Linked DNA regions of Homo sapiens: region 2 is linked to region 1. Evidence: chromatin loops called from intact Hi-C (ENCODE). Cell type or tissue: psoas muscle. All regions are shown on one strand. Each heading gives the region's core, and the rest is flanking DNA. Links, peaks and the distances in the headings are about the cores only. Region 1 overlaps ACVR1 (activin A receptor type 1). Region 2 overlaps ACVR1 (activin A receptor type 1).

Region 1 (15,111 bases), core at 4,218-12,217:
TTTATCACAGAAATTACTCAACAGTGGGAATCCATCCTTACAAATTCCATACAAATACAAACCATTTATGCAAAAGATTAGATATAAGGAGCATCTTTTCAAGAAATGCTACATATCTTTTTAAAACTTCACAAATTTGGCTAAATAAAGGTTTATATTTGAGATGGAAACAAGTCTAAATTATATTTTTTAAAAATCTAGGCTGGGTGTGGTCGTTCACGCCTGTAATCTCAGCACTTTGGGAGGTCGTGGTGGGTGGACCACTTGAGGTCAGTGTTCGAGACAAGCCTGGGCAACATGGCAAGACCCTGTCTCTACTAAAAATACAAAAATTAGCCGGGTGTGTTGGCGCGTGCCTGTAGTTCCAGCTAACTCAGGAGGCTGAGGCACAAGATTTGCTTGAACCCGGGAGGTGGATGTTGCAATGAGCCAAGATCAGACCACTGCACTCCAGCCTGGGTGACAGAGTGAGATTCTGTCTCAAAAAAAAAAAAAAACTAGTTAATTCCAAATAACTTACCCACATTGTGTAACTGCATTTGAAATGCATATCAGTCAGTGGATTAAAACCTTTCCTGGCAAATCATAAACATCATATTGGGTATAAACTGCTACTCTCAGAAATCTTGGAACACCTCATCTTAGAGGCCCTTCTTCTCCTGTAAGGATCCCAGGAAACATTCAAACAAAAATCTTTTAATTATTTTCAGTACTAACAGACACCATCTAAAATACAGCTGAACATGGACCTAGAGAGATATTTTATGCGTTTTCTAGGGTCACAAGAATTTACAGAAAACAGTAAGACACGTGCCCTTCACCATCTCTCAATTTTTCTGAAAGAGAATATATTTAATAGCCTGGCTTAATATTTAAAAATCTAGCATAACAGCCATCTTTTTGGAGTAATTTACCTGTTGAGCTTAGAAAGGGTTATGTGAATGTGAACGGTAATACAAAGTTGAAGTTTTCTATAAATGCAAAAGGAAACAAAGCATGGCTGGATTTTTAAAACATGAGATCTGGTGATACCAAACAATGAATTTCACTATACAAAGCTGAAGTTTGCCCTTGTGTTTCCGTTTCCCATGTTTCAATTTTATTAAATGTCCCCATGTTTTAATAAAAGGAGTCAAGTATTTTTAAAAGACCATTTAACTGATTATCCCTGGGATTTAGTCAAGCCTCTTTTTCCTCAATCATTGGCCAACTGTTGATTGTTTTCACCTGACGCTGGCCATGCTTCTCCAAAATAAAATAAACCTGGGATTAAGCTCTAACAGTCACTACGAACTCCCTCTGATCAAGCAATAAATCAGTTGAAAGTGCATTACTGCTATGGTAGGATGCCGTATTAAATGCTGAGAGTGATAAAAATATAAGACATGCTCTTGTTTTCCAAGGAAATCAAAAGTCTAGTGGAAGAGCAGGACAAGTCTCTCATTTTTTTTTCCCTGAGACAATGGAAATCTTGTCAAAAAGAACCTCAAAATCTTTTTTCACCCATTTACTTTGTACCTTGAAAGGCAAAACTATATTAGAAATTCTCATTCTACTTTCACTTGTGAGATCCTAAATTGACTCAATGGCCATTTTGATTAGCTGGGTGTGCCCGAGGCTGTGCTTGGCAGGAGGGATAAAAGATGAAAAAACGGTGGCTCACGCCTGTAATCCCAGCACTTTGGGAGGCTGAGGTGGGCAGATCATGAGGTCAAGAGATCAAGACCATCCTGGTAACATGGTGAAACCCCGTCTCTACTAAAAATACAAAAATTAGCTTGGTGTGGTGGTGTGTGCGTGTAGTCCAGGCAACTAGGGAGGCTGAGGCAGGAGAATCGCCTGAACCCAGGAGGCGTAGGTTGCAGTGAGCCGAGATAGTGCCACTGCACTATAGCCTGGTGACAGACAGAGACTCTGTCTCCAAAAAGAAAAAAAAAAAAGAAAAAAGAAAAGAAAAAGATGCAGTGTTGGTAATGAGGAGCAGAATAATGAGAAAGGTGAAAGAAAAAAAATTACAGACTAGCTTTAGAGGGAAGAGAACAGAGAAGACAGTGGGGAGGGACAGTGGCACTTGGCAGGGCTCAGAGGAGGAAACACCTCCATGGTATCACAAGTCCCCATATATAAACTGGGTGCCGTGGAAGCACAGGTAAGCCTTCCAGGAGGGAAGTGGGGCATGGGCAGAATAGAAAGGTCAAGAGTTTGCAAGGCAGAAAAGATGACAGGGAAGAGAAACCCCTACGGAGTGGGTGCATTCCAGGCAGAGGGAGGCTATGGGGCAAGGACAGGAACTGACAAACCATCCTCTGACGTTGGAGAGGTGGAGAGAAGTTCTCTGGGGCTGAAATAGGTGCATGTGGTGGCAGGAGAGCCGGGGGAGAAGAAGGGGACAGGAGGTGAGGCCAGACTGCGAGGTGACACCTGCTGTCAAGGTAGGAAATGACTGATTTACAACAGTGCCTCATTTCTGCCAGAAAGCGATAATCAGCGTAGCCAGGCAAAAAAGTGAACTCTAAGTCCTTTAGAGGCAGCACCCAAGAAGTTACTGCCAAATCGTGAGCCAGCAAAGAGCACAGCATGAATTCAGGCAAGTAACTAAAAATACAAAGCACTTCAAGTGCCAAATGAGCAGTGCAAACAACAAATGACACAGGAAGGCAGGGGAAGAGGCGCTCTTAAATGGTGGCCAGGGACGGAACAGACTGAGCCAGGCCTCGCCTCCCATGTAAGGCGGCCAGCGTGACTCAAAGGGCCACGAGAAAGAAATAAAAAACATTATTCATAACCTACTCCCCCACAACTTTTGGCAGGGGTGTCTGATTTATACAATAGTTTTTTCCTGGGCATATGTCTAGTTGAAAGTTTTCTCTTTTTTGGGGTAAGCCTATCTTTATCAACCAATATCCCTCCCATTAGTTTGCTATATGGCTCTGAGTAAACCCCTTAGCTGCCAGGCCTTAGTTTTCCAATACCTTTAAAGCACACACCACAAAGCCAACGTGCAGATCAAATATGTCCTAGACATGCACTTTGAAAAGCATGAAACGCCAGTAGCCTCTCAAATGTCCAGAAACAAGTCCTTCCTCAAGATCTTGCCCCCGAGGTCCTGAACTAGACAGCCATCTTCTTTCCGCTTGACAGCTGCATGTGGGACCCGCAGGTCTCTCTGCATCAGTCCTCCCCTGCCAACCTCCACCCTATCCCACTGCCCTCAGTGAGATCTGTAGGAGAAAGCTGAAAAAGGAGTTCACCGTGCCCCTCCTCTGCATGTTTTCCATCAGTGCCGTCCATGGGAGCCCACTCCCTCCCCACCAAAGTCCATTCCCCACCACTGTCCTTCACATACCTGGACATCAGCCACACCAGAATTACTTGTAGTTCCATCAACAGGGCACCTTTATGGGATCCTTCAGCCTACCTTTTGTCTGGCATACCAACTGTCATCGTGGTCAAGTTTTATTTCTCATTCCCACCTGCACCTCACATCCTCCCAAGCTTGTCCAACTAGGTTCTTATTCAACCCACAGATGACTCAATTCATGCTTCTCACCTTCTGAGAAGACTGTCCCATCCTGCTACCACAACACAGGGGCCTAGACAAAGTTCAGTGCCCTCACCCCCATACTCAGTCACTTTCCTGTATACCTCAACCACAGTGACTTGATCTATTTATTTATAATAATTTGACTCTTCAACAAGAATGTGAGCACCTTTAAATCGGATATTCTGGGGATTTTTTGCCCAAGTGCTTCCCCAGAGCCTAACACAACACCTAGTGTATTACAGACACTAGATACACAAATAAATGTTGATTATATATGTCCATAATCCTTTTTCAAAACTCTCAAGGTTAGATGCATTTGCCAAATTTGGAACTTTTTACATTTTATAAAGGTAATAGCATACCCTATATTTTATGTAACATCCCCAGCAAAGTCTAAGGAGTATCCCCATGATCAAATATATTTCTTCAGCAAAATATATGACCAGTCACACTAGATGGAATAAATAAAGGTTATACACTGACACACGTCCATTCAGGTCATGTTTGACTATCACATGAGTTCAGGTCAAGTGTTCTGTCAAATAAGTTATGAAAAAGCTTTCGAGTTTCAAAGTTTTGGGGACTTCTCAGTTGCAGATAAGAAACTGTGGACCTGGCTATGCTTTGAATTAGCCAAAGGTAAGGGAAAGAGGAACTGATGGGAAGTTAGAGCCATGAGAATTCCATCCTTCCTTTCCTTCAAAAGAAATTGAGGGTCACATTGGAAAAAGTACTTTTCAAGTTCACAGCTAATTAATGGCAAAGTTAAACTAGAATCCAATTTTCTGTTTATATTCTAGAATTCTCCCTTACAAGCCACCCATGGGATAATGAAAGACATTTCTCTCTCTCCTTGCATCTCATGCCACAGTGTGCCTACTTCTCATTACAAACTCTCTTCATAATCCTCCAACTTGGGTAGTCACATCAGATATCCAGGTAATGAGGACAGAGTCTCTGGCATGTATATCCATACAAAGAGCTATTTTTAACAATTAACTCCTACAGAAGCGCTGAAATCCTTCAGAGGACAGAGCATTAGAAGTAAAGCTATTTTAGAGAGGGAAAAAAAGAAAATGGCCCATATTTGGCATCTGAGAGCACTATAAGTGAATACAGTGTTTCCTTCAGGTGTGGCACGTGAGAAAATTTGATGTGGTTCATGGACTAAACTTTTTCATCTCATTAGTTACATATTTATTTTCATAGTTATCTTCCATTTTATGCCATGTGATACTGGTTTTCCATTTCCAGCAGTGATAATAATTTCCTTTCAAAACAAAATTAACTTTGAAAAGAGTTAGCCAATTTGAAGGAAAAGATTCTGTAAATGATGGCACAAAGTAGCATTTGGATATGGAAAAAAATGATGAGGGCAGTATGAATGAATTGGGAAACACTGAGTTCACAGAAAGGCATCATTCTTCCTGGTGAGACATGATTCAAAAAGGTATATCCAATATTTGGGTTACTTCACCTAACATACCTCACAAGAGGGCTTCGAGATATTTCTCATGCCACGGCACAGATAAAACATGACTAATGAATAAATGGATGAGGCTGTTCATGGCAGAGGGGATGACAGCCCGAGTTCTGGCCGCTTGGCCCGGCCACACTGCCAGAGGGTTATGAGAATCAGTACCTCAGGCATTCCTGTAACTCATGGCAGGCACTTCTTCCTGAAAACAGGAGTTGGAAAGACAGCCTTGTCCCATGCTGGGTAAAGTACATGCTGTGACAGCTGTGTCCTGCCCCTCTAGCCCATTGTAATTCATGGGCTTACGGAGCCATGTACATTACTCAAAGTCCAAACTAATTGCATTCTCAGGAATCTGTTAAAATTATAAAATTAATTTCTATTGTTGGAATTCTCATCGATGTAACACAGCAAAAGTAAATGGTTTATAGATTACTGTGTAGTTGGACCCTACTAAAAGCATGTGTCAATATTACTGTAAGTTGTCAAAGGAGAGGGCAAAAAGCCTAGAGATGCTGCATGGCTATTCCCTGGGTTAAACTATGAACAAGACAGCCTTAGAGCTTGCATACCTCCAAAATCGAGAAAGAGAGGAGCACCACAAGAGTTCCAAACATTTGGTAGCTATGAAGAAAGGCTTCTTCAGAAAAATGTATCATTCACTGAATGTTGTGGCTGTTACAAGGTTTAGGATACAGATATTTCTCTTGGTGAAAGACTGCTTTTAGAAGTGTGTCAAGGAAAAGAGACTACTAGTCAGTAAACAGCAGCCAATAAAGTTTTGCAGCCTTCAACTTATTTTGTCATGAGGTTAGTTGACTACTCTCCTCTGTTCTGGATCTCTAAATCAGGGACATGAAATTCCAGGAAGTCAGGGGGAAAATAATTCTTCCCTCCCACCCCACCTCCATATTCCTGCCCCCAGTCATTGTCCTAAATGTTAAAACAAACAAAAAAACTGAAATTAATGAATACAAAAAATTGGCCCTAATATGATTTATCCTCTTATGCAAACCTTAATACACACAAAAGTAGGTAATTAACGTCATGAAACATGTTGGATATTGAGTTGCTGACAAAAATAGGAGTTGTCATGGTTTCCATACACAAGCCCCATTGCACTTAGGAGCAGAAGCACAAGCAGCTCCCTGGCTGACTCAAAGATTCATTAGAAGAGGTTCTTTTTTCAAAGTAAGTGCACCAAATATAAGCTTATTCTAACAAGTATGTCCTAGTCCCCACCCCATAAGAGGCACAACTTGGTCAGCAAGGATTTTTCTACAAGATACAAATGGTTTTTGACACATTTTAACCCTGGATTCCATCACAAAATAATCAAAGCCAGTAACAGTGAAACAAGAGTATGTCCACAGAGCCTTCCTGTGGGCAGTGAAGAGGGGAAACAAATGTACTAGGGCCAAGAGGTAGCAAAACAAGAGGCAGAAGACGGCCACTGTGATCTGCAAGCTCCTGGGTGGCCTTCATCACCCATTTTCCGTGGAAAGGAAACCATACCAAAGCACTTTCTATATGCCAGACACACATGAGATGCTTTACATATACGATCTCATTTAATCACCATAACCCTTTAAAGTAGATATTATTATTTTTTAAATAACGAAACTGATGTAAGTCATCGAGTCAGAGAGTATGACGTCAGACTCTGGAATGTTAGTGATTCCACTTCACTGCCTCCCACAGACCCAGCACAAACCCCACACAGCTCCGGAGTGCACTCTTCACACAGACTTCTGTATGCAGTGCAATGGCCCTAAGAGAACCACAGCAAGGAAGACAGAAGCACATCATGCTAATGTATCCAACCAAATTGGTGTTTGTCTATTCAATCTGGGTACACCGTCTTTTTTCAAAAACTCTCGTGTGTATTTGGCTGGGAGCCTCGGCATCACATTTTCTTACCCTAGAACTACTAAATCAGAAATGCTGGGGCTGGGCCCCGGGAATCTGTGTCTTCAGTACTCTAGGTGACTGTGATGCACATTCCAGTTTAAAAACTATCGATCCGAGTGAACCCCTGCCTTAAGTTCATATGGAAAATTCACACAGGGAAGGTAAGAAAGCCGTTTTCTTTCCTACCAATTCCAAATTCAATGTCAAATTAAACACCAAAAGTAAATTCCAAAGGACACTATTGAGAAATGCTCAGATGCAAAAATGGACTTAACTCTCATTTCCTGTAAAGAAACAGCATGAGGTTTATTATTAGTAGCAAATAAATGTAAAATTCCAATAAAAAATATAAAAATGCAACATATTTTTATGCTCATGGTTCACTTGAGGATCATATTACTCCAAGAGATCTATCTGGTCATCAATTTTTATAATGCATTCAGAAACTCAAAGGATGTATCATTATAATGACCTTCCTCACAGAAGATATTCATATATTTAAATGAGATACATTTTATATGCAATAATTTCAAAAATATATATTCTTTTAATGACAGTTCCTAAAGCTGCTAAGAAAATGAAATAGGCACATCACACCCTAGGGTATGGGGGATATTGTAAATTAGTACAGCTTTTATGAAAAGCAACTTGGCAATATGTGTCAAGCCATAAAAACATCCACATTCTTTGACCTATTAAGTCTACTTATTTTCAGATTAAGAATCATTTCCCTGAACGAAATCATCATGTGCACAAAAATGTCTACAATAGGCCCCAAATGGTGGAAACAGGATATCTAACAATATGGAAATGGTTAAGCTAATAAGATGTCATGTGACCATTTAAAATAAAAACAGCCTATTAAGCAAGATTAAAAAAAATACGAATAAAAAAGATGATACGGAATTATATCTATATATGATTACAACTAAGTTTTAAAAATGGGTGCATACAGAAGTAGAAAAAGATGTGAATGTTAAAATTTGAAGGCACAATTTCTCCTACTCATTTTTTTTCTGTTTTGGGAGAGTAATAATTAAAAGACTAACAGTAGTAAAACAGGTTTGCAAGCAGCATTGAATACTTTCAGGTTTAAGTTTAGATAAACTGATTTGTGTGTGGGGGGGTGTACATTGTGTGTATACACACGTGAATGTTCATAGAAGAGGGAACAGAGAACAAAAGAGAAAATATCAAATTAGTCATTGCCAAAGGACAGTGGCTGATTTTAAATGAGACAGGAGATACCCTTATCTCCCCTCTAAAAAAATCAAACCACATTACAGCACAGAAGCTCAACCCACAACATTCTGGGAACCAGTTAACAGTCTTGGTGATGATGCAAGGGAGAGATCAATAAATTAGAAAACAATCAAAACATTCTCCCTTCCTCTACCTTCCTTTTTTTTCTTTTTCTTCCAAAAATAATGTTAAACACAGGAACTACCAAGCAAGCCACCATTTGTTGAGCTAAATTTTAAACTGATGACTCTGACTTCCAACTGACTACTATTAATCACAGCTGATCTTTAAAAGCCACTTGGGTTTATGCCTGCAACACAGGGAACGGGTTTGCAACACGAGTTCTTACAAAGCCTGAATCCCAAGTCTCTGCTGAGCAGGCCTGCTTGGCTCAGCTCTGGCACCCCCACAGCTGGAAATGCTACTGTCTAGCTATGGAATGCCAACTTCCTCTTCATTTGGGGCAAGTTCCACATCATACAGTTTATTTGGACACCAATCCTTCTCTAAATTGTTTGTTAAGATAAACTAATCAGAATTAAAATTTTCAGTTCGAAGGTGTTTAAGAATGATTGGGGAGGGGGTGAGGAAATGAAGCTGACGTGCAATTTCAGGCAAAGTTCAGAACTTTATAAATCTGCAAAACAATTTCTCTGTTGCAAACAATTCTCAAGGGGCATCAAGGGCAGAAACTGCAAGGCAGCAGCTCCCAGTGGTTGAGAAACAATTACCAAGAAAACGTTCATGATTCCATTAAAAAAAAAAAACAACTTTAAAAAGAACTGTCAATTTACAATCCATGTATGTTTAATCTGAACACCTACTTTGATACCCTCAGAAGGTTTGTTCAAAGCAGATCCACTCTGCTATTAGGAAAAAAAACCACCTAAAGGCATGCCAATTTTAATTATTGTACACTAAAACTATATAAATTACCCCAATTCCACTACCTCACAGAAAGTCCTCATCTCTGGCTGTGCTATTCATGAAAATTATGATTGCCCACAAACCTCAATCCTTAGGAGAAAACATCAGTGGAATGTGGAATGGAAACAGCTATTAGAGACTTCATGCATTATTTCTTCTAATCCAGGACTCCAATGGGTCACAGGAGGCTAAAATGTAAAGCATCTTTTGGAAATGAACATTAATCTAAATATATGGCATTTTCTTCTGTTTTCCTGGAATAGTTTCAGACACATGCTCTGTGAAATAAGATTTTCAGTTGTGAAGATATGAAGAGGTTCATCTAGTTAATTCAAGGGATTCTGCTATAAAAACCACTTTGTGGGTAGTTGGGGCATGCCCAATTTGAAAGAGTATACTTAGTGCTTTCAGAATACAATGTACTTAAAGTAAAGTTCAACAGTATATTTGTGGCTGATTTGGGTACATGAAAGGCAAGGGTGAGAGCGCACTGTGGGGGACATAGGTTAAAAATGATTGACAAGTGCTTCTTTAACTGCTAAGGCATCACCATTTAATAAAACTACTTATAAACAGATCAACATAGGCCATCTATCCAGGGCTTCCTGCATTTAAATTTGACTCTTTCAGTAGGTACAGTCTGCTCATTATAAATAAGTGACTTCTGAGTGCAAAAACTGAGACTTTTCTCAACAATCCAAACTTAACAAGTCAAAATACCTAGAAAATAGCAGAATTCACCCTCAGATTCACTTGATCATTCTCCTCAAGTTAAAACTCCCTTGTGAGAAGAACAAAAAAGGAAGGAGGGTGGGAAGAAAGGTAAAACAGGAAGCTGGAGAAAGACAAGAATGAAATACGGACCAGTCCACCTACTATCCCTGGTGTCTACAGGCACGATCAGGGGGCTCTGAAAACAGGCCTGCCCCACTCACCTCTAGGGCCCAAGCATGCCATCTGGAGGTCTGAAGAAAGGCTTCCGCCACCAAGAGTCACCACTTGCAGTGCCTAAGCACAATTTCGAAGGGTCTAGGGATCAACTTGCTCCACCCACCACAGCCTGCACCCATGTGCACCAATGGGAGGCCTGAGGACAGGTTCATCCCGCCCAGTGCTGCCCCTGTCAGGGCCCATGTGCATCATCTGGGTGCCTAGGGATTGTCTGCTCAGCCTGCTGCCACCACTGGTGTGTGTGTATACCTTCTGGGGGATTGAGGATGAGCCCGCCCAGCCTGCTAGCACCCGCACACACATCATCTGACAGCCTAGGGAATGACCTGCCCTGCTGGTCACCACTGGAGCCTGAGCATGCCTCCTGGGGACCTGAGGACTGGCCTTCCCAGTAGGCTGGTACCCAAGCTTGCTGCCTGGAGGCCCAATGGCTGGCCCATTCCACTACTGTCATCATCAATGCCACACAAGCCACCCAGAAGCCTGATGATGAGCCTGTCTACCACCGCTGCCATTGCTGGCCCTTGAGCAAGATGCCTGGAGACACAAGGATGAGTCCATTGCATTCGATTCCATTGGTGCTCACATATGCCATCCAGGAGCAGAGGACCAGCATGCCTGGCTTGCCGCCACAACCACTTGTGCCCAAGGACCAGTCTTCCTGGCATCCCTATCCCAAGAAAACCCTCACCACAGCCTCCATTAATTTCAGCCTAAACCAAAAAGGACTCACAGACACCACTGATGCCAATTACAGCTGAAGTAATCATATGGATACTACACTAGTGAACACACCCAGAATCAAAACCAAAGCGCCCTACCAACCCAATATAGGAGACAGTCTTTCCCTACAAAAACCAAACCATAAAATTGGGAGAAACAAAGGTTATACCAGATGTGCTGATATCAACGTAGAGACACAAAGAACATGAAAAAAACAAGGAAACATGACACAGTAAAGGAACACAATAAGTCTCCAGCAACAGATTCCAATGAAGAAAAAATAGGTAAAATGCCCGAAAACAAATTCAAAATAATATTAAAGAAGCTCAGTGAGATATAAGAGAACACAAGTTAAAAATACACAAATAAATTGGAAAAACAATTCACGATCTGTGGCAAATTAAAGAAATGGGTATCATTAAAAAAAAAAATCAAACAGAGGTTGGGGAAAAGATGGCAGATAGGAGGCCTGACTAAATTGCAGCTCCCACTTAGATGGACAGAGCAACGTGTGGAGACTCGCACCATAAACCTTTGCTCCAATAACTACTCCAGGAATATACCAGGAAAGCTGAAAGAATCAACGGACCCTTTGAAGGAAGTGGACTGCTCCTGCAGGACCTGGGAGACAGTCCAAATACTCTGAGTGCCCAAACTGTGAAAGTGGGAAAGGAGGACTGACTGTCCACCCCCAAACACACACCCTCACTGGGGAACCTGAAGGTCCAGATTATGGAAGAAGGATTTGACCTTACCTGGAGCTGAGACAATTTAGAGAGCTGAATGAAATACAGGGGCACAGGAAGCAGCAGGAAATGCCCTATGGGCTCTCTTGGTCCCTGGGGAAGCCATTTCTGACTTGTCTTACAGCGGTCCTTGGGAAGGGCTGCCGGAGGAACTGGGAAAAGACCACGGGGAGATGGAAACCTCCAGCTGAACTGTGTAAAAATTCTAACCGAATGCAAAGTTTCCTTGCCCGAACTCAGGGGAGGGCAGGAATCCGGTGTCCAGACTCGACAGGTGGGAAGGCGTGCAAGCCCTGCTTGCTTTCTCAGCTGGGAAGCTGGTAGCCTGGAGCAATTCTCAGCCCTGCTGGCCCACTGCCTGGAAACAAACTTGGTGCTGTTGAGGGGGTGGGGAGCACAGTGGGAGTGAGACAGGCCTTTTGGGTTGTGTGGGAACTGGGTAAGGCCTATAACTGCTGGCTTTCCCCTACTTCCCTGACAACATGCATGACACAGCAGAGGCAGCCATAATGCTGGGAACATAACTCCACTGACATGGAAACCACAACCCCATTCCCCACAGCAGCCACAGCAAGCCCCACCCAAGGAGAGTCTGAGCTCTGTCACGCCTAACCCTGCCCCTACCTGATGGTCTTTCTCTACTCATCCTGGTAGCTGAAGATAAAGGTCATATTCTCTTGGGAGTTCTATGGCCCTGCCCACCACCTGATCCTCCCCTATACTACCACAGCTAATGCTCTCTTGAAAGCGCCACCTCCTGGCAGGAAGCCAACCTGCACAAAACTAGCACATCAAACGACTACAACTAAAGACCCTCACAGAGTCCATTTCATTCCCCTGCCATATCCACCAGAGCAGGTGCCGGTATCCATGGCTGAGAGACCTGAAGACAGTTCACATCACAGGACTCTGTGCAGACACCCCCCAATACCACCTGGATACTGGTAGCCCTGTGTGGGTGGCTAGATCCAGAAGAGAAATAATAATCACTACAGTTTGGCTCTCAGAAAGCCACATCCCTAGGAAAAGGGGAAGAGTACTACTACATAAAGAGAGCACCCTGTGGGACAAAAGAATCTGAACAGCAGCCTTGAGCCCCAGACCTTCCCTCTGACATAGCCTATCCAAATGAGAAGGAATCAGAAAAACAATTCTAGTAATATGACAAAACAAGGTTCTTTAACAACCTCCAAAAATCACACTAGCTCACCCGCACTGGATCCAAACCAAGAAGAAGAAATTCCTGAATTGCCAGAAAAAGAATTCAGAAGGTCGTTTATTAAGCTAATCAAGGAGGCACCAGAGAAAGGTGAAGTCCAAATTAAGGAAATCCAAAAAATGATTCAAGACCTATCAGATTAACAGCAGATTTCTCAGCAGAGACCCCACAAGCTAGAAGGGATTGGGGCCCTATCTTCAGCCTCCTTAAACAAAACAATTATGAGCCAAGAATTTTGTATCCCTTGAAACGAAGATTGATAAATGAAGGAAAGATTCGGTCTTTTTCAGATAAACAAATGCTAACAGAATTCGCCACTACCAAGCCAGTACTAACAAGAACTGCTAAAAGGAGCTCTAAATCTTGAAACAAATCCTGGAAACATATCAAAACGGAACCTCTTTAAAGCATGAATCTCACAGGACCTATAAAACAAAAAAATACCATAAATACATTTTGAAAAAACCAAGGTATTCAGGCAACAGATAGCATGATGAATAGGAATAGCATCTCATATCTCAATACTAACCTTGAATGTAAATGGCCTAAATGCTCCACTGAAAAGATACAGAATTGCAAAATAGATAAGAATTCACCAAGCAACTATCTGCTGCCTTCAAGAGACTCACCTAACACATAAGGACTCAAATAAACTTAAGGTAAATGGGGTTGAAAAGATATTCCATGCAAATGGACACCAATAGCAAGCAGAGGTAGCTATTCTTGTATCAGACAAAACAAACTTTAAAGCAACATCATTTAAAAAAGACAAGAGGAACACTAAATAAAGATAAAAGGCCTTGACAGCCGGGTGTGGTGGTTCACGCCTGTAATCCCAACACTTTGGGAGGCCGAGGCGGGCAGATCACAAGGTCAGGAGTTTGAGACCAGCCTGGCCAAAATGGTGAAACCCTGTTTCTCCTAAAAATACAAAAATTAGCTGGGTGTGGTGGTGGGTGCCTATAATCCCAGCTACTCAGGAGGCTGAGGCAGGAGAATCGCTTGAATCTGGGAGGTGGAGGTTGCAGTGAGTAAAGATTGCACCACTGCACTCCAGCCTGGGCGACAGAGCGAGAATCCATCTCAAAAAAAAGAAGCCTTGTCCAGCAGGAAACTATCACAATCCTAAATATATATGCACCTAACACTGGAGCTAGTAAATTTATAGAACAATTATTACTAGACCTAAGAAATGAGATAGAGAGCAACACAATAATAATGGGGGACTTCAATACTTCTCTGATAGCACTAGATAGGTCAAGACAGAAAGACAAGAAAGAAACAATGGATTTAAACTATACCCTAGAACAAATGGACTTAACAGATATTTACAGAACATTCTACTGAACAACCACAGAATATACATTCTATTTATCAATGCAGGGAAATTTCTCCAAGATAGACCATATGATAGGCCACAAAACAAGTCTCAATAAACTTAAGAAAACTGAAATTACATCAAGTATTCTCTCAGACCACAGTGAAATAAAATTGGAAATCAACTCCAAAAGGAACCTTCAAAACCATGCAAATAGATGGAAATTAAATCTCCTGCTCCTCAATGATCACTGGGTCAACAATGAAATCAAGATGGAAATTAAACATTTCTTTGAACTGAATGATAATAGTGACACAACCTAACAAAACCTCTGGAATACAGCAAAGGTAGTGCTAAGAGGAAAGTTCATAGCCTTAAAATGCATACATCAAAACATCTGAAAGAGCACAAACAGGCAACCTAAGGCCACACCTCAAGGAACTAGAGAAATAAGAATAAACCAAACTCATACGCAGCAGAAGAAAAGAAATAACCAAGATCAGAGCAGAACTAAATGAAATCGAAACAAAAAATACAAAAGATAAATGAAACACAAAGCTGGTTCTCTGAAAAGATAAATAAAAGTGATAGGCCATTAGCAAGATTAACCAAGAAAAGAAGAGAGAAGATCTAAATAAGCTCAATTAGAAACGAAATGGGAAATATTACAACCAACACCACAGAAATACAAAAGATCATTCAAGGCTACTATGAATACCTTAACGTGCATAAACTAGAAAACCTAGAGGAGATAGATAAATTCCTGGAAATATACAACCCTCCTAGCTTAAACCAGGAAGAATTAGAAACTCTGAACAAACCAATAACAAGCAGCAAGCCTGAAATGGTAATTTAAAAAATTACCAATGAAAAAAAAGTCCAGGACCAGATGAATTCACAGCCGAATTCTATCAGACATTCAAAGAAGAATTGGTACCAATCTTACTGACAATATTCTGCAAGATAGAGAAAGAGGGAATCTTCCCTAAATCATTCTATAAAGCCAGTATCACCCTAATACCAAAACCAGGAAAGAACATAACAAAAAAAGAA
Region 2 (15,111 bases), core at 3,549-11,548, 73 kb after region 1:
TTAATACAGCATCTAGAGAAAAATTCATTTGAATTCATACCTAATATTTCAGATGGATCAAAGACTTCAATCTAAAAAAACCCCACATGACATTAGAATGAACCAGGAGATAGTAAGTTTTTAAATCTAAAAATGAAAGGTCTTTTAACTACGATACTAGGATGTTGATCATTTCCTCCAATGTAAGTAAGAATGTAACTTCCGCTGTGGAGCAAGAATTAGGGTCTGTTTTTTACATTACTGTATAGCCTGGTGCTTAGAACAAGTTCTCATACACAAGAGGCATTCAATAAATAATTGTTGCTTGAATAAATTGGTGATTTTAACTATATAAAATTTGTAATAACCTGCACAACAAAGTAATAATTATTTCTATACAAATGGCCAACGGAGAAAAATATAAATAGCACATATCACAAGGATAAAAAGGGGGGACCAATAATTTTGATGTCATATTTTGATAATAAAAATCATAACCAAACAGCAAAATAGACAACGAACACAAGCATAGAAAGATAACTAGAAATAAAAGTGGCTTTTAAACTTATGAAAAGATGCTCAATCTCAATCAAACTAAGAAAAATGCAAATTAAAGCACATTAAACTGCCATTTTTTACCTATTGCTTTGGCAAATAAATAAAATAATCACTTGGGAGTCATACTTGACAGGCAAGGGCATGAGAAAACTGTTCTCACCCATCGTTGTTAAATCTAAAATCTGTCAAGGTCTATAAACAGAGCAACTTGGCAATAAATTTCTACCAAAATTATAATGTGTATAACCTTTGACCCAGCAATTCTACTAGAAATGGATCCCATAGATACACTCACACGTTTGAAATGATGTATATTCAAAGTTATTCCCTATAGCTTTGTTCACGATAATAAAAACTGGAAATGATCTATATACCCATCAATATTGTTAAGTAAATGACAGCACATCTCTACAATGGAATACCAGGTATTTACTAAAAATGAATGCGCCCGACACGGTGGGTCACACCTGTAATCCCAGCACTTTGGGAGGCCGAGGTGGGTGGACCACCTGAGGTCAGGAGATCGTGACCATCCTGGCTAACACGGTGAAACCCTGTCTCTACTGAAAATACAAAAAATTAGCAGGGCGTGGTGGCGGGCACCTGTAGGTAGTCCCAGCTAATTGGGAGGCTGAGGCAGGAGAATGTCGTGAACCCAGGAGGCAGAGCTTGCAGTGAGCCAAGATGGCGCCACTGCACTCCAGCCTGGGCAACAGAGCAAGACTCCGTCTCAAAAAAATAAATAAATAAAAAGAATGCAGCGCTACTATGGAAGAACTTCCAAGAAATATTATTTCAATAAGAAAACGTATAAAACCGTGGATACTGTTACCATGTGTGTAAAAGAAAAATTGTAATATATGCATGTATATTATATGCATGTATATTATATATACTCTGAAATCACTGAAAGAATACACAAGAAAATGGTAATACAGTGGCTGTTTCTAGAAGGGCCACTGGGTACTTGGGAGACAGAAAAGGGAGACTTAGTTTTCACTCTACACTCTTTTGTGCCTTTTTAATCTTGTATACATTAATTACATTACCTTTCTAAAAATAAATACTTTATAAAATAAGAAAAATACAAATATTCATTGCCAACACCAGATACCGGAAAACTTCTCTGGTGACTCTCACTGTTAACCACATTAGGAAACTACTGAGCTGAACAATTTTAACCCTGTTTCATAATTAAGAATCACAGGGGTAGCAATTAACTACAGCCATCATCTCCTTCTCCCTCAAATAAACATATACACAAAATAAAGTCTGTCTCCTAATTCCATTTCTGTTATTCATTACTTCCTCTTAAAACTAATTCAACCTCACACCACCTTAAATGGGCATAGAAGTGTCTCAAAATGCTCAAAGGATGGTAGCCAGAACTAACAACTATGCTAATATATTAACAGCCTCCAAAAAATAAAAATTTCACAAAACTGACACCTTGGCAGCAGCCCCAAGCCGTGCATCGTCTGCCTTGGAAAATAAAAACATACATCCTTAGTGACCAAAAGTCCAATGTCAACAGTCATGGCCTTGGTTTTGTCCCTAATGTGAAAGGTCTCCCGCCTACCCCCTTTAAATTATGAACTAACCTCTCACTTGAGGACTGGTGATTATTACAGTATAGCCATTTAAGGGACACTAGGCAGGCATTACTCACCCTGAGATTAAATTCTGCTTAAAAGGAAAAATATCCACAATATACCAAGTCAAGCCAAAAAGCAAGTTGTAAAATAGAATGTATGGTCATGTTCCACCAATTTTTAACATAATTAATATGCATATTTGTTTGTATATAAAAATATCTGTATAAGAAAAGGTTTGTAAATGGGAAAGTTTGTATTCCAAGATTTTAGCCAAAGGTGAAAGAGAGAAGGGAAGAACTTTTATCTCTATATATGGCTATACTTTATACTGTTTCGTATTATCTGAAATGAAATAATCAAAATTAACTTTTACATAAAATATAAAGCTATGGGGGGCTAAGGCAGAAGGAATACTTGAGGCCAGCAGTTCAACACCAGCCTGGGCAACATAGTGAGACTCTGTCTCCAAAAAAAAAAACAAACGACAAAAAAAAAAATAGCCAGGCGTGGTTGTGTACATCTATAGTCCTAGTTACTTGGGAGGCTGAGGCAGGAGGATCCCTTGAGCCCAGGAGTTTGAGGCTGCAGCGTGCCATGATTGCATCACTGCTCTCCAGCCTAGGCAACAGAGTGAGACCCTGCCTCAAAATAGTAATAATAATAATAATAATAATAAGGCTGTTTTATAATAATACATTGGACTTTCCTTTAAAAAGAATGCACCTAACAGCCACATCAGAGACTTTCCTCAAAAGCGTTAAATCTAAGGAGGCTGCACAGACCAACCCTGGCAGAATTTAATCCCCAATCCCTTGCTTCTGTCTCCACATACATGGTTCAAACCATATCTGAGCAACTCAAATGTTAAATTCAGAAAGACACACACATCAACATTTTGCACTTCAGGCTTCCCCTCACAAAACATCTTACTGACTCTATTCCAAGTAGGTATTCATATTACCCCCATAACTTATCATACTCTTAAAAGCATTTCATCCTGGATAGCGAGACATTTTTTTTTTTTTTGATACAAGGTCTTGTTCTGTTGCCCAGTCTGGGCTGCAGTGGTGCAATCACGGCTCATTGAAGCCTCAACTTCCCAGATTCAAGTAATCCATGTGCCTCAGCCTCTCAAGTAGCTGGGAATACACGAACCTGCCAACACACCTGGCTAATTTTTTTTTTCTTTTTTGTAGAGACGGAGTCTCACTATGTTTTCCAGGCTGGTCTCAAACTCCTGGGCATAACCAATCTTCCTACTTTGGCCTCCCAAAGCACTGGGATTAGAGGCATGAGCCACCATGCCTGGCTCAAGGCTTCTTTATGCTTTCAAAGCACTCCACGGGAAATGTATTATTAAAATGTAGTTCTGGAAAAGGTAAATGCAAGGACACAGCAAAAAGCCCAGTGATTGCCAAGGGCTAGTGGGGATGGGAAATGAATAGGTAGAACACGGAGATCTTTAGGGCACTGAAACTACTCTCTATAATATTATAATGGTAGATGCATGTCATTACTCATTTGTCCAAACCCACAGAATGTACAACACCAAGACTGAGCCTAATGTAAACTATTGCCTTTGGGTGATAATGATATGTCGAAGTAGGTTCATTGATTGTAGTACATGTACTACTCTGGTGTGGGATATTGACAGTAGGGGAGGTGTTGGGGAGATAGATGAGAACTCTTTCTATTTTCTGCTCAATTTTGCTGTGAACCTAAAACTGCTCTAAAAGAAATAAGGTCTATTTTAAAAGAAAAAATTAGGGCCGGGCACAGTGGCTCACACCTGTAATCCCATCACGTTGGGAGGCCAAGGCAGGTGGATCACAAGGTCAGGAGTTCGAGACCAGCCTGGCCAATATGGTGAAACCCCGTCTCTACTAATAATACAAAAAAAATTAGCTGGCTGTGGCGGCACACACCTGTAGTCCCAGCTACTCAAGAGGCTGAGGCAGGAGAATTGCGTGACCCTGGGAGGTGGAGGTTGCAGTGAACCGAGATCACACCACTGCACTCCAGCCTAGGTGACAGAACGAGACTCCGTCTCAAAAAAAAAAAAAACAAAAGAAAAGAAAAACTTAATGTAGTGGCCCTGTAAGGTGAAAAGGATGGCAGGGGCATTTTATAGGCAGGGAAACACTGGTAGTATTTATTTGAAAAACTTGGCCAAATTTAAAGAATAGCTGTGCAGATCCACCCAACAAAGCCTACTATGAAGGCAACGCCAGAACTAAGAACTATTAGGCTGGTCCTAACTTTCTTATATTGGATTCATATAAAAAAACAAAATAATCATTTGTGGCAAAGAATTTACCCTGTAGATTTGATCTCTGCCAAAGAGTATTAAAAGAAGTGATTTGTTGAAGTGGCTGCACTGCTGGTTCTGGCAATGCCGTTCTGAGAGCTCCTGGGTAAAGCTTACTCAGCTACCTTAATGCAGGCTCTTGGTCACATCTGCCCACAGTCCTTCAAGCCGCGTGCCCTCGTTCAGAGCTTCTCTCACTCTGGTCACTGGGGTACTCGGAGAGTAGAAGAGGCGTTCCTGGGATTATGAGTTCTCCAGCAGCTCTCACTTTGGCAGTGTGACGCTTACCAATGCTCCAGGCTGCAGAGGGAAAGAAGAAAGAAAACCAGCTAAGCAGAAGAAAATCCTGCAGTTGTGAATGTGGTGGCTAAAGGAAGTGCACATTTGGCACGCCTTTCAATTAGGACCACAAAACAAAGCTGATCTACAAGTGCAGCAAGTACAGAAAAGTTTGAAAACACTGATAGGAAGAGTGTGGAGGTTATGGATCTGTACTGGTCTTTAAATATTTTTCTAAACACAAAAACCAGTAAGATCGGCCGGGCGCGGTGGCTCACGCCTGTAATCCCAGCACTTTGGGAGGCCGAGGCGGGCGGATCACGAGGTCAGGAGATCGAGACCATCCCGGCTAAAACGGTGAAACCCCGTCTCTACTAAAAATACAAAAAATTAGCCGGGCGTAGTGGCGGGCGCCTGTAGTCCCAGCTACTTGGGAGGCTGAGGCAGGAGAATGGCGTGAACCCGGGAGGTGGAGCTTGCAGTGAGCCGAGATCCCGCCACTGCACTCCAGCCTGGGTGACAGAGCGAGACTCCGTCTCAAAAAAAAAAAAAAAAAAAAAAAAAACCAGTAAGATCTGCAGTCAGCACATTTCAAAATCAAGTTCTTTTAAAGCCTATACACTATGTACTCTAGCCCTTTCCTCTCTTTCCCTTGCCACACACAAAATCAAACAAAAATTTTGACCCTGCATGTACTATTGTGTGCATTTGAGGGAGGCGGATCATGAGGTCAGGAGTTCAAGACCAGTCTGGCCAATATAGTGAAACCCCGTCTGTACTAAAAATACAAAATTAGCTGGGTATGGTGGCGTATTCCTGTAATCCCAGCTAGTCGGGAGGCTGAAGCAGGAGAATCGCTTGAACCTGAGAGGCGGAGGTTACGGTGAGCCGAGATCACGGTGAGCCGAGATCACGCCATTCCACTCCAGCCTGGACAACAAGAGCGAAACTCTGTCTCAAAAAAAAAAAAAAAAAAAGTTTGAGCAGTACAAACTACAGAATGAAAAGTCTTTCTCCCGTTCCAAGATCCCTGGCCCCTCCTAGAGGCATCCAGTATACCAGAGTAACCAATTTCTTGTATATCCACTCAAATATATCTGATTTTGGTCTATTTTCAAGCAACAATTCTCTGGCATAGACAGATCTGGTTCAAAGGCTCATAAAACAATGGTGGGGAAGGAGTACAAAGCGGAAGGGAAGAGGAGGGGAGGCTCTAGATAACTAATAAAAAACAAAAACCCACCCAGGCCCCATTTTCCTTTAGGAAGACTTGAAAAACATCAACATTTGCCAAAGGAAGAGGAAATTTTTATTAGAACCAAACTTTCCCATTCAAATAGTTAAGTAACACAAAACACTGAAGAACTTACTGCCTTCAGAAAACAGCGCCTTTTTTTTTAACCTCAAGGAACATTTTGCCAAGAAAACCTTCACGTAAATAAATCTAACCAGAAAACAAGCCCCAAATGCAGCATTCTGCAATAATTATGGGGAAAAATCTTCCCATCCACCTTGGAATTCGAGGGAAATGTTTTACAGATACTATCAAACCGTTCCTCACTTCAGCTTAAATTGAGGCTCACAATCTATTTGAAAAGAAAATCTAGACACGTAAGGCACAGTAAGAATAAGACATGTAAAACTATCTTCCATAGGGAGGTCAACCAGAAATTTGTCTTTTTCAGCAATCACTTAGCAAAGTGAAAGAGCAAAAATGCATTTCTAAAGTGGGCATCCTTAAAAACAAACTCGCACCCGCAAACCCTTGAGTTTCAGAACAAACTGCTGAAATACTGGTATTTTCCAAGATGCTGGGGCCAGGGAAATCTGGCAGATTCACACTAAAGCTGCTTTCCCCTCTGCCAAAGTCTAACCGCATTTTAAGAGGAGGCCAGTGTTCAGCTGTCCTGCCTAGGGTCAACCATGTCTTTAAGTGAGAGTTACTGTACTGGTAGGAAGAGGTTTAGATAAGCCAGAAAATAAACACTGGTATATATTTTTCTGATTCTCTTTTTAAAAATCAGAGACTCTCTCTCTTTTTTTTTTTTTCTCATTATAAAGGTGCTACTAATTTGCCATCCAACATCCCAGCCCCATCATCTTCACTGCATGGAACTCCTTCTCATCCTTCAAGACAGTGTTTGGGTTCTCCTGCCTCTGTCCAGTCTTCTCTAAAGATTCTTATATTTCCCAGATCTTTCTAATTCCCCTGGTATTTATATTCTATATGACGAACAACCTAGCACTTAATTCTCTGCCATGCACTGGGTTTCTCGAAACCAATTCAAAACTAGGTAAAGATCACATATTATTCTTCACTGTTTGGCCCTCTTTCACGATACTTAGCATATACTTGGTACTCAAGAGTTAACTAGATAAAAATTAAATCTCCAAGTTAAATATAATTTAACATTTGTTTTAAAATTCATTGGACTCTCAAATAAACCATGGACTGAAATCAAAACTGTGGTGTACTATAAGAAAGACAAGGTTGGTAAAATGGGAAATAACGTGAACTGGATACTTAACTCTTCAAATGTTCTACTTGGCACCCATCTCCCCACAAATACCCTTCTATCAATAGGCAAGCTCGGCACACCTGAAAGGTAGCTAAAAACTGTTGTGTTCAAAATCCCAAGAGGGACTGAAAATATAAAAACCAACTCCCCAAAAAGATATACACACTAATTAAAATCAGTGCTATTGTTCAGGGGCTGTGGCTCATGCCTGTAATCCCAGCACTTTGAGAGGCCGAGGTGGGTGGACCACCTGAGGTCCAGAGTTCAAGACCAGCCTGGCTGACATGGTGAAACCCTGTCTCTACCAAAAATACAAAATTAGCCTGGCGTGGTGGCAGGCACCTGTAATCCTAGCTACTCGGGAGTCTGAGGCACGAGACTCGCTTGAACCCGGAAGGTGGAGGCTGCAGTGAGCCAAGATCAGCGCCACTGCACTCCAGCCTGGGGAACAGAGGGAGAATTTGTCTAAAAAAAATAAAAAATAAAAAAATAAAATAAAAAAATCAGTGCCATGAAATGAATATCTATATAGTAAACTCTAGCAAATTTTCAAAAACCATTCATTGAGCTGAGTTTTTTTCCAAAAATTTAGCCAACTTATTTGGCGATGGAGTTTCAATTCTTGGCAGCTAATCAAGCTGTGTAAAAGTCTGACCCTAAAGGGTCAAAGACACATTCCTGTGCAGGTGGTTGGAGGATGGCCATGAAGAAGGAGAAGGAAAATCCAATCAAATTTTCTAACTCTAATTTTGGGCATTTAACATTACAGTACAGTTTTCTTCAATCCAGTTTAAAAGAACATGCATAGTTTCTTAAAAGTTGTTGCAATATGATGGGACCTGAGTAACAGGCAAGCATAAAAAGCACTTAAAATCAAACAAGCTCTTGGCAGTCCACACAACAGCTAAGCAACAGGGGAAAAAAAAAATCAAGACAAGTTTTCTCAGCTCTTTAGTTACAATCATATCCTTGGCTTCTAGAAACTGTGGCTTCTAAACATTGAAAATCCTTACCCTTTCAAGAACCATTCCATACTCTCCCTGTCTGTTCACCCAGCCCATAAACCAAATAAATCAAGGTGTATCTTGCCGTGGAATTGCCATTAACCAGAACTACTTCAGAAAGCAGGATATGGTAGCAAGAACATGGACTTAGGAAGCAGCCAAACTCAGTTTTCCAACCTATTAAATGTGACCTCCGCAAATCATTTAACCCCTGAGTTTCAGTTTCCTTTTCCATGAAATGGGGTAAATACTCCCCATCTAGTTACTAATTATAGCAGCTATCATTTAGTGAGCTCTTAGTTCTATAACTGTGTTAACCACATTACTTGCATTGTCTGACCTAATCCTAACAATGAAATTGAGAGCTTATACTATTCCCAAATTATACATAAGAAAATGTGAATGACCATGAGAAATGGGAATTTCCAGGAATTTCTCCAGAATATATTCTTCTTAAAATACTTGCATTCTTTACTCATTATTTGGATATCCAAAAACATTGTTAAATGGGAACTATCACACTTAGTAGGATTTACAAAGAATTGTAGCATAGCAAATACTAAGATCCTGGAAAATGCTAGTGAACATTATTGGATGTTATGCCAGTAGCGGGCAAAATCCAGCCCACAGTCTGGATTTGTAAATAAAAGTTTTATTGCAACAGGCACACTTGTTCATTTTAAGTATAGTCTATGACTGCTTTCACACTGAAATGGTAGAACTGATAGTTGTAACAGAGTCCGTATGGCTTGCAAAACCGAAAATATTTACTACCTGGCCCTTTAGAAAGAGACTTTGTTGACCACTGCAATAACCTACATTCAGATCTACAAGCAAATTAACAGTACTACACAGATTCGTATGTTGAAGTCACCAATTTAAAGACTCAGTTTACTTCTAAAACTTATTTCTTGCAATACCAAGCGTAGGATATGTATACAGTATGCTATGCATATAAACTTATTTTATTTGCAAGGATGACACATCAATGGTAGTAGCAGATTGGGCCACAAAGACACATTTCTAACATGGCAACGGCGAGAAGAAATCATGACCCATTCTCTCCCACATGCTCCTATCCTGCACTGGCTCCAAAAAAGGTGGATCTTATCCTTCAACTCTGCAAGTCAGCTTTTCCTGTTCTTGCTTTCAACTTGACATCAGTGAATTCTTTCTACTGTCATTGTGTTGACTCATACAATTCTCACAGGAGGATTATAACACTTTTTCCCATTTACCTCATAAGTGATTTTTCTAGGGATTTGGAAAAACATATATATTTCCCAAGAAATCCTGAGAAGGAATTCTGTGACAGAAACACTGTTCTCTCCAGGTGTATATCTAGAGACAGAGTAGGAATCAAATATGTCAGACTTCTAGATAATGAAGAAAAAAAAGCCGGGGAACGAGGGCAGAGCATGAGGAAAAACAAAATCTCCAAGATGTTTTAAGGAAAAGATTCAGGTCTGCCTTACAGCCTAGAAAGACAACCAGGCCAAAGTGGAAATACAGTGAAGATGGGCTTTCCTAATGTTTTGGCCGAAATATTAGAGCACCTTTCTCCTCCAGAATTTAAAGTACAATTTGGCTAAGACAAAAGGGGCCCGCTATGGTTTACTTAATTACAGAGTGTAATTAAGTACCAGACTACACGTTTGAAGATAATCTGCCTACACTCCGTAACCTCGAAACCCTCAAGTGAAGTGGTTTGGTGGTCCATCAAAATCCCTTTCATCTGTCCAGCCAAAGATTCATTTACTCCTGCCAGAAATATAAAGTAAGGGAATCAAGGAGAAAACTTGAGGCAACAAAGGCAGTGAGTGGGCTACAGTAGCATAAAGAAGGTTCCATGCTTGAACCAACAGGTTCTGAGATGGGTCCCAGCCCTGGCCCATGTAATCTTTTCCTGCAAAACAGGCGTCATGACTCCCTTGCAGAGCTGCCACGTATGAAGTACATGGCACTCAGTGGATGCTAATAAATGGTAGCTAATGTTGTAAACTCAATATTTAAGGAGCAGCTATAAGAAGAGAAGTGACGATTACCAGGGTTGAATTATTAGGTTGAATCCTATGCAAAATTGCTGAGATTTGACCATTTTGACTCATCAAAATAGCAATTTAGGGCCAGGCACAGTGGCTTATGCCTGTAATCCCTGCACACTGGAAGGCCAAGATAGGAGGATTGCTTGAGCCCAGGAGTTGGAGACCAGCCTGGGGAATATGGCGAGACCCCATCTCTACAAAAAATTTAAAAATTAGCCTGGCATGGTGGTGCACACCTGTAGTCCCAGCTACTCAGGAGGCTGAGATGGGGGGACTGCTTCAGCCCAGGAGCTCGAGGCTACAGTGAGCCATGTTCATGCCACTGCACTCCAGCCTGGGCAACAGAGCAAGATCCTGTCAAAAAAGTAATAATAATAATAAGCAACTTTGAAATAAATATTACAAAGGGCTCCATAGGAAGCCTGAAAAGAGAACATGAAAGACTAATAGCCCAATACTCATTCTTCCACTGGTGGTGACTTAGAAAAAATCCAGACACCAAACAGGAAGGCTACAGACTAAAATAGAATACCCCCTTAAGTCAACTTCTCACCAGATATGAGGTGTGACTTCAGAGAAGATCAGATTCCACAAAAGACAGACACACATGCACTCCTCACTCATAAGTAACCCATGTCACTCACTCCTTTCTCTTTTTTTTTTTTGAGACAGAGTCTCACTCTCTCAACCAGGCTGGAGTGCAGTGGCACAATCTCCACTCACTGCAATCTCCACCTCCCAGGTTCAAGTGACTCTCCTGCCTCAGCCTCCTGAGTATCTGGGATTACAGGCGTATGCCACCACGCCTGGCTAATTTTTGGTGGAGATGGGGTTTTGCCATGTTGGCCAGGCTGGTCTCGAACTCCTGACCTCAAGTGATCTGCCCACCTCAGTCTCTCAAAGTGCTGAGATTACAGGAGTGAGAGATTACCACGCCCAGCCACTCCTTTCTCTCTCTCTTCTTTATTCCTGCTCTCTCCCTTTTCTATCCTTATTTCTTTCCCTATGCAAGGCCCACTGAAATCTTTGATTAACTAGTTTAGGAAGGAAATAAACACAGCCTTTCTGGTTAACTGATGTTACCAATTACACAGGAGGCCTTTCTATAAGCCTTTTAGAGCAGCTAGTAGCTCAATATAGACATCCAATGGATCCATCACACTTTCCCCCTATTTTTCTAATTCTCCTTCATTTTTTTCAAGTTCCATCAGCCTTTACCCAGTTAACAGGTCTGTGGTGGTTCCATGGAGTCAAATCAATTCCTGAGTGAGAAATGAGTTTCATGACAACTCATCAGGCCAGGGGTCCCCAACCCCCAGGCTGTGGACGGGTACTGGTCCATGGCCTGTTAGGAACCCGGCCGCACAGCAGAGGTAAGGGGCTGGCAAGTGAGCATTAGGCCTGAGCTCTGCCTCCTATCAGATCAGATCAGTGGCAGCATTAGATTCTCAGTGGAGCGAACCCTATTGTGAACTGCACATGTGGGGAATCTAGGTTGTACACTCCTTATGAGAATCTAACTAATGCCTGGTGATCTGATGTAAACAGTTTCATCCTGAAACCATACCTCTTCCTCCCCACTACTCCATCCGTAGAAAAAATGTCTTCCATGAAATCAGTCTGCTGTCCTGGGCTAACCCCAAGTAGCTTTAATCCAGCTATATGTACATCTCCAAATGGTTCTCAGCGAAGAATCAGAGCATCTTGAGTGAAGAGGGATTGAGAACAAGTGGAAGAGAAGAAAGAAGGAAATGGCCACTTCTTCCATTCCCCCAACACACGACTCCCTAAACAGAATCAGACTTCTCTGGTAATTAGATCGCCTTTCTGTCTGTTTGGCTCAGCTTTCACGTGTGTACACCCCATTGCAGCAGCACTCCAGCTCTCCTCATTACCATGAGACATCCGTGTTGTAACTGTTGCCTGGCAGGAATGTGGTAATCCTTGGTGATTATACTCACACATAAGACTATACAGGCTTTCATCAGCTCATGATCTCAGGCACTTTTACAAGAGTTCGCAAGACTGCCACCCACCAGGCCAGGACCAGATTTTCTGGTTTTCTAATGGAGTGTCTGGCATTTTGTTTCTCCTAGGCTGTACTATTTACCTTCACTAGACAGATATTTAGCAAAACTTCAACGAGGAGCCTCTTGAAAGTAGGAACTCTGTGTATTCAATGTGCTGCTATATCTCCAGTGCCTGGTCTAGCATCATGCCAAACTACTTAAATATTTGTGGCATGAATGAAGTTTAAAATTATAGAAAAAACAGGCTGAGCACAGTGGCTCATACCTATAATCCCAGCACTTTGGGAGGCCAAGGCAGGAGGATTATTTAAGCCCAAGAGTTCGAGACCAGCCTGGGCAATACTGTGAGACTTCATCTCCAAAAAATTAGCCAAGCATGGGTGGCACATACCTGTAGTCCCAGCTATTCATGAGGGCGAGGGGGGAAGGACTGCTTGAGCCTGGGAGGTGGAGGCTGCAGTGGGCTATGGTCACAGCACTGCATTACAGACTGGGCGACAGAGTAAGACCCTGTCAAAAAAAAAAAAAAAGAAACAAAAGAAAAGAAAGAAAAAGAGAGAGAAGGAAAGGAAAGGAAAGGAAAGGAAAGGAAAGGAAAGGAAAGGAAAGGAAAGGAAAGGAAAGGAAAGGAAAGGAAAGGAAAGGAAAGGAAAGGGAAAGGGAAAAGGAAAAGGAAAGGAAAGGGGAGAGGGGAGAGGGGAGAGGGGAAAAGGAAAAGAAGAAGGAAGGGAAAGGAAAGGAAAGGAAAGGAAAGGAGGAAGGTAGGAAAAGAAAGGAAGGAAGGAAGGGAAAGAAAGAAAGAGAGAAACAGAGAGAAAGAGAAAGAAAGAAAAAAAAACAAAAAGCATTAATAATTTCAAGCTCATAAACTTGGTAAAGAAAAAGAAACTTCTCTATCACTCTTACCATTTCTAGGGTAGAAATGGCTAAATTTCTACCCTAGGCTTAAATTCAAAGCAGTAGCAGAAAGTACCAAATACCTTCCTGCAAGTATTTATGTCATTACCAACCTAAGAAAAATTTTCACCAGATCATGCTTCCTAATTATGATTGAACAAGAATAAACTGAAAAAAAGACAATCAATATTATTTTTTATTATTTGGTTCTATTTATTGTTTGCCCACCAGCATGTAGGCATTTCTAAAGCTAGTCTAGAAACTGATTGCCCACTGTGCAGAGAGAACAAGGTAACAAGCAAAAAAACAAAAGAAAACAAAATCCAATAAAGTTAGGTAAAAAAGAAAAGAAAAATGAACAATGTTTTATGTGGCCTCGTTTTCTCATTGGTTTTGTGTGTGTATATACTACATACCCATAATTATGTCAGACAAGCCATGAATTGTATAAGTGTTTGCCAGTCCTGTAATGAGTTAATCTGAAAAATTAACCTGCACACTTCTTGAAAAGAAAAATAGTCTCTTACTTATCTCTGATTGTGTAATAATTGGGGTAGTATCCCTTCCATACTAACCAGTCAACAAATACTTGTTGGCCTATGAACAGTGAGTTAATTTAAAATAAGATTAAAGTCAAGAATTTAGGCAACTCTGGGTCTACCGCTGACTTGGTGGTCTTGAGCACTAGTGTCTTTCAACTCAGCTCTATCGTCTCTATGGGACTGAGCAGGGAGTCATCCAGGTCGATGGAGGTAACACTGAACCGATGAGCTAGACATGCCCCCGCACCACTGCTGTGTGACACTCAGAAGTCACTAACCCTTCTCACTCACCCTTCTCTGTTATCCTTTTATCCTAACTATAAAGAAAGAGCAGTGGCCCAAGTCACTACGTTTCCTTCTAGCTCAAAGATTCTTCTTAGGTATTTCTTTCATGATTGTTACTAGGATTCCTCAAGAATTATGCTAACAGCAAGGGGTATTCTTTAATTAAAGGTGCTGTTTTTGGGCCAGGTGTAGTGGCTCACGCTTGTAATCCCAGCACTTTGAGAAGCCGAGGTAGGCGGATTGCTTGAGCCCAGGAATTTTCTGGGCAACATGGCAAAACCTCGTCTCTACAAAAAAATACAAAAGGCCGGGCGCTGGGGCTCACGCCTGTATTCCCAGCATTTTGGGAGGTCCAGGCAGGCAGATCACCTGAGGTCAGGAGTTCAAGACCAGCCTGGCCAACATGGTGAAACCCCGTCTCTACAAAAATACAAAAAAAATTAGCCAAGCATGATGGCGGATGCCTGTAATCCCAGCTACTCGGGAGACTGAGGCGGGAGAATCGATTGAACTTGGGAGGCGGAGCTTGCAGTGAGCCGAGATCACGCCACTGCACTCCAGCCTAGGCAACAGAGCAAGACTCCGTCTCAAAAAAAAAAAAAAAAAAAAAATTAGGTGGGCATAGCAGTGGGTCCCTGTAGTCCCAGCTACTCAGGAAGCTGAGGCAGGAGGCTTGCTTGAGCCTGGAAGGCAGAGGCTGCTGAGATCATGTCACTGCGCTCCAGCCTGGGCAACAGAGGGATAGCAAAACTCTGTTTCCAAAAAAAGATAGCTTTCCAATCTACCTCTGTACTGCGATGGCACCCAACCCACTAATTAAAGAAAAAAATGTAAAAATAACATAATACTTTTTATTTAATTTAGCAGTTTCATTCTTAACTCAGAGATTAGTTTTTTGTTTTTTTGTTTGTTTGTTTGTTTTTTGAGACAGAGTCTCACTCTGTCGCCCAGGCTAGAGTGCAGTGGCACAATCTTGGCTCACTCCAACCTCTGCCTCCCGGGCTCAAGCGATTTTTGTGCCTCAGCCTCCTGAGTAGCTGGGATTACAGGCACCCACCACCATGCCCAGA

Evidence for each region. Hi-C counts contacts between places; a loop is a spot of excess contacts. Peaks named below come from ENCODE experiments on the same cell type or tissue, not always from the same donor. Only the 100,000 strongest peaks of a DNase experiment are listed, where the experiment ranks them.
Region 2: it touches region 1 in a loop (8-fold over the local background); 1 of 110 quality-filtered maps calls a loop at or near these places.

Annotation. Positions count from the first base shown.
Region 1 is chr2:157,739,703-157,754,813 of GRCh38, forward strand. All of the region lies in intron 9 of ACVR1 (activin A receptor type 1), which reads right to left. Among named protein-coding and RNA genes, the nearest start is that of ACVR1C, 120 kb to the left of the region's middle. RefSeq lists enhancers at 9,754-10,264, 10,265-10,774, 11,859-12,358. In psoas muscle, for the core only: no CTCF peak of the experiment used is centred there; DNase peaks (open chromatin) are centred at 5,159, 8,559 and 11,879; H3K4me3 peaks cover 588 bases; H3K27ac peaks cover 2,834 bases.
Region 2 is chr2:157,813,820-157,828,930 of GRCh38, forward strand. It overlaps ACVR1 (activin A receptor type 1), which reads right to left. Exons shown (of 11, transcript NM_001111067.4): 2 at 4,566-4,740. Among named protein-coding and RNA genes, the nearest start is that of ACVR1, 55 kb to the right of the region's middle. In psoas muscle, for the core only: no CTCF peak of the experiment used is centred there; no DNase peak of the experiment used is centred there.